2 separate regions of the Homo sapiens genome follow, and region 2 is linked to region 1. Evidence: chromatin contacts called from ENCODE Hi-C or POLR2A ChIA-PET data. All regions are on one chromosome and are shown on one strand. Each heading gives the region's core, a stretch centred on a gene start or an enhancer-like site at or near the end of the contact. The rest is flanking DNA. Distances are from core to core; before and after follow the strand shown.

What was found. Hi-C counts contacts between places; a loop is a spot of excess contacts on that map. ChIA-PET counts read pairs that join two places held with the same protein, here RNA polymerase II (POLR2A). Pooled maps may share reads with other maps.
Region 2: a pooled map shows a loop between it and region 1 (2.2-fold over the local background). The contact joins the enhancer-like site here to the promoter of METTL27 in region 1. A Hi-C loop is called at or near these places in 1 of 50 pooled maps. POLR2A ChIA-PET finds 5 or more read pairs at or near these places in 4 of 52 experiments (PC-3, PC-9, WTC11 and 1 more).

Annotation. Positions count from the first base shown.
Region 1 is chr7:73,840,932-73,844,750 of GRCh38, forward strand. It overlaps METTL27 (methyltransferase like 27), which reads right to left and starts at 1,585. Exons shown (of 6, transcript NM_152559.3): 1 at 1,559-1,585; 2 at 1,087-1,213; 3 at 139-267. The coding sequence starts at 1,209. RefSeq lists an enhancer at 1,224-1,523 and a silencer at 1,644-1,743.
Region 2 is chr7:73,977,365-73,981,035 of GRCh38, forward strand. No RefSeq gene overlaps it. Among named protein-coding and RNA genes, the nearest start is that of ELN, 49 kb to the right of the region's middle. RefSeq lists an enhancer at 1,755-2,049. Within about 2 kb of position 1,952, at least 5 of the 41 ENCODE cell types and tissues checked have a DNase peak (open chromatin) inside an H3K27ac peak, as active enhancers do.

The DNA of each region.
Region 1 (3,819 bases), core at 335-2,834:
CACAGTATGCCTGGTCCTGTCTCATGCATTTGAAACAGTGAGTCTGAGGTGTGGGGCAGGGTTCTGGGGCCAGGGGCAGTAGGAGATTTGAGGAAGTGCGGGGCTAAGGAGTAGGCAGGGGATCTGGAAGAGCCTCACCTCGGCAGCCACTAGGCCTGTGCCACAGGCCACGTCCAGGATCAGGGCACTGTGGGGCGGGCCTGGAAGGGCTTGTGTGAGGCAGTCCACTGCGAGGCGGGGCGCACGGTACAGCAGGGTGGCCACATCCTGGGGAAAGAGTGCCGGGCCTACAACACCGGTGCCCCAGTGTTTGGGGGATCTCCCTTATGGGGTGGTCTCAGAGTCTGCCAGGCTAAGCTGTGTGTGTTGGGGATCAAGCCTGGCTGGGGCTAGCGTGAGGGGACGCCCAGGCATGAGGTGCTTCCCATTGCTAAAGGGCCAGGACTGGAGAGTTAGCCCCCAGCCCACTGTACAGTAGACTCAGCCCTCCAGGGACCTTCTCTCCTGGCCAAGCGGCTCTCTCTGCTGAGTCCACATGACTTTTTTTTTTTTTTTTTTTGAGACAGAGTCTCCCTCTGTCACTCGGGCTGGAGTGCAGTGAAGAGATCTTGGCTCACTGCAACCTCTGTGTCCCGGATTCAGGCAATTCTCCTGCATCAGCCTCCAGGGTAGCTGGGATTACCAGGCGCCTGCCACCACGTGGGCCTGGCTAATTTTTGTATTTTTAGTAGAGTCAGGGTTGCACCATGCTGGCCAGGCTGGTCTCGAACTCCTGACCTCAGGTGATCCGCCCGCCTCGGCCTCCCAAAGGGCTTAGGATTACGGCTTGTGAGCCACCGCGCCCGGCCCCACAGTGACTTCTCAATAGCACCTCCTCCAGGCAGCCCCCCTCAGGAGGTCATGGCCCCTGATGGGGCTGCCAATCCAGAGCTGTGGGGCGGGTTCTGGAAGGGGCAGGACTGTAGGGTTCTTAGCCAGGCCTCACTTCGTCCTCACAGCCGCCCCCGGGTGCAAGGCTGATTCCCCACTTTACAGGTAGAAAAATGGAGGCTGGTCTAGTGGAGGCAAGGCCCCAAATGAGTTTACCTGGTCGTAGTCCGGAGCCCAGCGGTCATAGAAATGGAGCTTTTGGGCCAGGTCGGGGATGCCATGCGCGGCCCTGACCCGCGCCCGCACCTCGGGCAGGCTCCCACCCTCCTCCTGGGCCATGCTCCTGTGGGGACACCGTTGCCCTGTCTCGAGGTCCACCTCAATCGCCCATCCCCTCCTTTCCCCCTTCCCTCCTCCCCCTTCAGAGGAGGCTGCCAGGCCTCCTGCCAGCGCGACCCCTATCCCGGCCCCTATCCCAGATGGGGACACTGAGCGCAGAGAGGGCGGGCTTGGATATTTACACTCTGGGGCTGCAGGGCTGGGGGAAGGGCAAGGTGGGAGAAGGGGGTGCCCCGCGGCTGGAGGAAGGACCTATCTTCCTCTTTTCCGCCCTCCGACTGAGAGAGGGTCGGAGGTGGGCGACATCCGGAGCGAAACGGTCTCGAAGGAGGCCGGAGTCAGAACTCACCGCCAATCCAGCGCGCCTCGGGCGTGTGGGCAACAGGACTCGGGGCGGGGCCTGTGTTGCGACCCTGGCCACACCCTCACCGCCTGCCCGCAATGATTGGTTTTCCGCTGAGAGAAAATAGCCAGTCAAAGGAAGGCGCTGGCAGTCTGCCCGCCCCCCCCCCCCCCGCCAGCCAATGAGCTCAAGGCTTGTGGCCCTCCTCCAGCCTTGGTAGAGCAGGGACTGCGGAGATGTTTTCCTGCTGTGCGGGTTTAGGGGCTTCTCGGTGGTCTGGCCCCGGCCTCCCCCTCCACCGTCAGGTAGCAGCACCTCCACCATCCCCCTCCAACTGCCCTCCTGCCTCCTGAAGTCCTTTATGCTTCCTGAAAGCATGAGGTTTGTAGGCACTGGGGAGTCTCTGAATTCTTATGGGCAGGAGAGGGACCTAGGATTAGCTTTCATTTTTACTTTGTATTTATATTTACTTATTTTGTTTTATTTTTGTTTTGTTTTATGAGACAGGGTCTCACTCTGTCGCCCAGGCTGGAGTGCAGTGGCTTGACCATAGCTCACTGCAGCCTTGAACTCAAGCTCAAGCCAGCCTCCTGCCTCAGCCTTCTGAGTAGCTGAGTAGCTGGGACTACAGGTGCATGCCACCTTGCCCGGCTTTTTAAATTTTTATCTATTTATTTTTATCTTCGTAGTTTTTGTAGAGACAAAAAATGTTGTCCAGGCTGGTCTTAAACTCCTAGTCTCAAGCGATTCTCCCACCTCTGCCTCCTGGCAAATTTTATTTTAATAATTTTATTTTAAAAAACCGTACTGGCAAATTTTATTTTAATAAGTTAAATAGCCACATGTGGCTAGTGGCTACTGTATTGGACAGCAGAGAGAGTCTTGCGGCTGGAAGTGTGACCTGAAGATACGCAGCGTCAGCCTCCGTAACATCTTGGTTTCCTCTAGGAGATGCCCTAGGGAAGCTTGTGAGAAATGCAAAAATTAGGCCGGGGCGCAGTGGCTCACACCTGTAATCCCAGCACTTTGGGAGGCTGAGGTGGGCGGGTCACTTGAGGACAGGAGTTTGAGACCAGCCTGGCTAACAGGACAAAACCCCATCTCTACTAAAAATACAAAAATTAGCCGGGCGTGGTGGCGGGCATCTGTAATTCCAGCTACTCAGGAGGCTGAGGTGGGAGAATAGCTTGAACTTGGGAGGCACAGATTGCAGTGAGCAGAGACTGCGCCACTGCACTTCAGCCTGGGTGACAGAGCAAGACTCCATCTCAAATAAAAAAAAAAAGTAAAAATTCTCAGTTGACCTGGGACCTTCTGAATGAGAATTAGATTTCTGGGACTGGGGCCCAGAGTTTCTGTGTTTCTACAAACTCTGCAGGCGATTTCTAGGCAGCTGAAGGTTCAGAAGCGCTGGTCTAGAGGACCTGTGTTGGAATCAAGGGTTTGGGCAGGCAGAATTTGGCAGGCTGTTGCAGGTGTCCAGGCAGGAGGTGATGGTTGCATGACCTTGGGTAGAGGTCATGACTGCGGAGAGGAGTGGGTGATCTTCAGAGATGTTTAGGGGGTAGAAGTGTCGAAGTGTCAGAGATGTTTGAACCAGAGCAACTCCATCTTGAATAGCGGCTGAGTAAAATAAGACTGAGACCTACTGGACTGCATTCCCAGATGGTGAAGGCATTCTTTTTTTATGAGATGGGGTCTCGCTCTGTCACCCAGACTGGAGTGCAGTGGCTCAATCTCAGCTCATGCAACTTCCACTTCCTGCCTCAGCCTGCTGAGTAGCTGAGATTACAGGGGAAAGGCTTATCAGAAACTCAAAGAATAGGACCATTTGTCTTTCACCTTCCTGTGACCCGGAGCCCCCTCCCTGCTTCGAGTTGTCGCCACCTTTCTAGACAAAACCAATGTACTTCTTACATATATTGATTGATGTCTCGTGTCTCCCTAAAATGTATAAAACCAAGCTGTGCCCCGACCACCTTGGGCACATGACGTCAGGACCTCCTGAGGCTGTGTCACAGGCGTGCGTCCTCAATCTTGGCAAAATAAACTCTCCAAATTAACTGAGACCTGTCTTAGATTTTCTGGTTTTACAGGGTGATGAGTAGAAGGAACCCTGTAGCGTTGGAGGAGAGTGGGAGATATTAGAGTAAACTCATGGGTTTTAACATAAATAAATGGAAAGATATGTAAATAGACATACATGTATGTGTGTGTATTTGTGAGTTTCCTAGCTTTGTCTGCCAAAATGACCTAAACACAATTAA
Region 2 (3,671 bases), core at 702-3,201, 140 kb after region 1:
CTCTGTACCCCTGTGGCCCCCCAGGGCACCCCACCTTGCACCAGTCCCTGGAATCTGCACACTGGAGAACAGCCCCGGGCCCTCTGGGGCTGGCTGAAGAAAGGGCAGGTGGGACAGTAGTGGCTGAAAAGGGAGAAGTGTTGCCCCAAGGACATGGCACCCAGGACGTGGACATGGGGCAACCATCTCCGGGGCTTTCTGACCCTTTCTAACCCATTTCCACAGATCTGAGCCGGCAGGGGCCTCCCCCGAGAGACCTTCAGAGCCTGGGGTGATCAGGCTGGATTATCCTCTCTCCCTGTTCCCCCCACCTGGCTGCTGCAGACCTGAGAAACTTCCACCTGTCTCATACCAGCTGAGGGTGTCTGAGCAGCTGACATCAACCCCACAGATCTCCTGGACTGTGCTGGAAGGTACAGACAGGCAGGGAGGTTTCCCAATGGGTCAGGAGACCCTGACCCCATAAATCAACTGATCCTCAAGAGACAGGCTGGAGGGAGGGATGGTTCTAGAGAACCTGGCTCCTTGTTCTTCCCTGTGACAAAATCTGGCACCAGGAAGAGTTTAAGTGTGCAGGTGTGTGTGTTCAGGCATGTGTGTGCAGGCGTGCGTGTGCAAATGTGTGTGCAAGTGTGTGTGCAGGCATGCGTGTGCAAGTGTGTGTAGGCATGTGTGTGCAGGTGTGCGTGTGCAGATTGTGTGTGCAGGTGTGCGTTTGCAAGCGTGTGTGTGCAGGCATGTGTGTGCAGGTGTGCGTGTGCAGATTGTGTGTGCAGGTGTGCGTTTGCAAGCGTGTGTGCAGGCATGTGCGTGCAGGTGTACATGTGGAGGCATGTGTGGTCAGGCATGCATGTGCAGGTGTGTGCGTGTGCAGGTGTGCGTGTGCATGAACATGACTGTAAACTGGGTGCCCTTTCCCCTTCAAGCCTGTGGGTCTCAGTCCAGAGTCCACAGACAGCGTTAGAGCCTTGCCTGTGACTCAGAGGCAGGCCTTTCTCAAGCCGCCGTGCCGCCGGGTCGGGGGGAGGTCTGGGCCATGTGGCTACATCTGGGAGTCCAAGTTCAGGGCCAAGGATGGGCAACCAGCCCGTGCTCCCCGGTACACACCCATGTCCAACATCGCTCTCAGATGGCCCACCTTTCAGAGGAAGGAGGACCGGAGTTTGCAGGTCTTGGGAGAGTCCATGAAACACTGATACATACATTTATGTTCTTCCAAATCTGTAACAAAGCACACGAAAGAGAGAGCCTGCATTTCACGCATCTTAAACCACAGCCATGGAGCCCGTGCAGCTCATTCCCATTTATCATCCTTCCTGTGCACTAGAAACGTTCTGCGTCTCCACCAAACCCCCCATCCCCACCCCGCCCCCCAACCTGGCTTCAACCAGACGCTCGTAAATCTGTTTCTCTTGTTCCACACGAGCTGCCTGGGAAAAGGCCCCATTTGCTGCGTCTGCTCCTCCTTCCAAATGCTCGACGCCTTTGAGATTTTATGATTTCGGGTTATTGACTTGGCCTCCTGGGTCCCCCGTGGTAGGCGGCTGTTTGGGAGAGCGGCTGGAGGCTTTGGGTGACCTCAGGTTCACCCCTTGCCTAAACAGCGTTGGGGAGATGGTGCAAAAGACCTGCTGCTGCTGGCGGGTCCCGGGGCCTCATGTGGGAGCTCCTTATGGGGGCACAAACCCTGACCTGGGGCTAGCCTTCTGTGTCCCAACTCAGGCCCTGCACCCCACCCATTCTGAGCTTCTGGGCTCATTTCTCCCCAACTTCCTGAATCTGTGTTGCCAAAACCTCAGCTTCTGCTTCCCTTCCCAGCCTTAGCTCCTCCTCCCACTAAGAGCTCCCAAGGGAAACAGCCATGCGGTTGATGCAGGGCAAGGTGTGCAAAGGTCGTTCACTCCACAGCCAGGCCCCAGCCTCATCTGCGTCATGCTGCATGCTGCCACCAAGTGGCGGGGCTGGTTATTAGCTGGTATGGCCTGGAAGGGTGGTGCAGGTGGTTAAATATGTTGATTGACATTCAGAATGAAGGAACACCTGCCTTTGCCTGGAGGAAGCCCAGTCAAGAGGCAGAAGCAGGCAGGCAATACTAGAGCATTCTAAGTCCAGTGTTCAGGGTCACCGTGGCGCACACCTGTAATCCCAGCTCCTTGGGAGGCCGAGACGGGTGGATTGCCTGAGCTCAGGAGTTTGAGACCAGCCTGGGCAACATGGTGAGACCCCGTTTCTACTAAAAATACAAAAAATTAGCTGGGCATGGTAGTGCTTGTAGTCCCAGCTACGCGGGAGGCTGAGGCAGGAGAATCGCTTGAACCCAGGAGGCGGAGGTTGCGGTGAGCCAGGATCATGCCACTGCACTCAAGCCTGGGCGACAGAGCAAGACTTTGCCTTCAAATTAAATAAATGAATAAATAAATAAATCCAGTGTTCAGTAGTGTTCAGCAGGACTTGGGGCTTGGAGGAACCATCAGCCCTATCCAAGGCTCTTGGGGTGGGAAGAGGGGACAGCTTCTAAGTTAACCCCTGAAGGACCTATAACAAACCCCAAAGGTTGTATAGCAGGCGTGTGGCTCACTTGTAGAAATCCCAGGACTTTGGGAGGCCGAGGCAGGCGGATCACCTGAGGTCGGGAGTTCAAGACCAGCCTGGCCAACATGGTAAAACCTCGTCTCTACTAAAAATACAAAAATTAGCCAGGTGTGGTAGTGACTGCCTATAATCCCAGCTACTCAGAAGGCTGAGACAGGAGGATCGCTTGAACCCAGTACACGGAGGTTGCAGTGAGCCAAGATACCGCGCCACTGCACTCAAGCCTGGGCAACAGAGTGAGACACTGTTTCCAAAAAAAAAAAAAGGTTGTAGTGACAGAAAAGATGGATGATGAGTGGTACTTCCAGACAGAACCAGCAGCATAAGGAAAGCCCTCAGGCGAAAGAGACGTTTGATATGTTTGGCAAATGGGTTTTAGTGTCCACAGAACAGGGAGATGAAAGCTGGAGACATGGACTTTGGCCAGTTGTCATCTACAAAGCTGGGCCAGAGGGGCTGAGGTTTGCCTGGGGACAACAGTGTAAGCAGGGGATGACAGGATTAGATTTGAGTTGTAGGCTGGGCGCGGTGGCTCAGCCTGTAATCCCAGCACTTTGGGAGGCCGAAGCAGGTGAATCACTTGAGGTCAGGAGTTCGAGACCAGCCTGTCCAACATGGTGAAAGCCTGTCTCTACTAAAAATACAAAAATTAGCTGGGCATGCTGGTTCATGCCCGTAATCCCAGCTACTTGGGAGGCTGAGGCATGATAATTGCTTGAACCCAGGAGGTAGAGGTTTCAGTGAGCCGAGATCACCCACTGCACTCCAGCTTGGGCAATAGAGCAAGACCCTGTCTCAAAAAAAAAAAAAAAATGGAGTCATAGCAAACCATTCTTCAATGAGGAAAGCCGACTGGGGAAGAAGCTTTCCCCTACCATACGCCATACACCAAAATTAATTCTAAATAGGTCACGTAACTATTTGTAAAAGCTAAAATGATAAAACATTTCCAGAAGAAAACTCAGGGGAAAAAGAATTTTAGTTACTTTGGGCTTGGTAAATACTTTGGAAATACAATACAAAAAGCACAAAGAATACAAAATACACACACACACACACACACACACACACACACACAC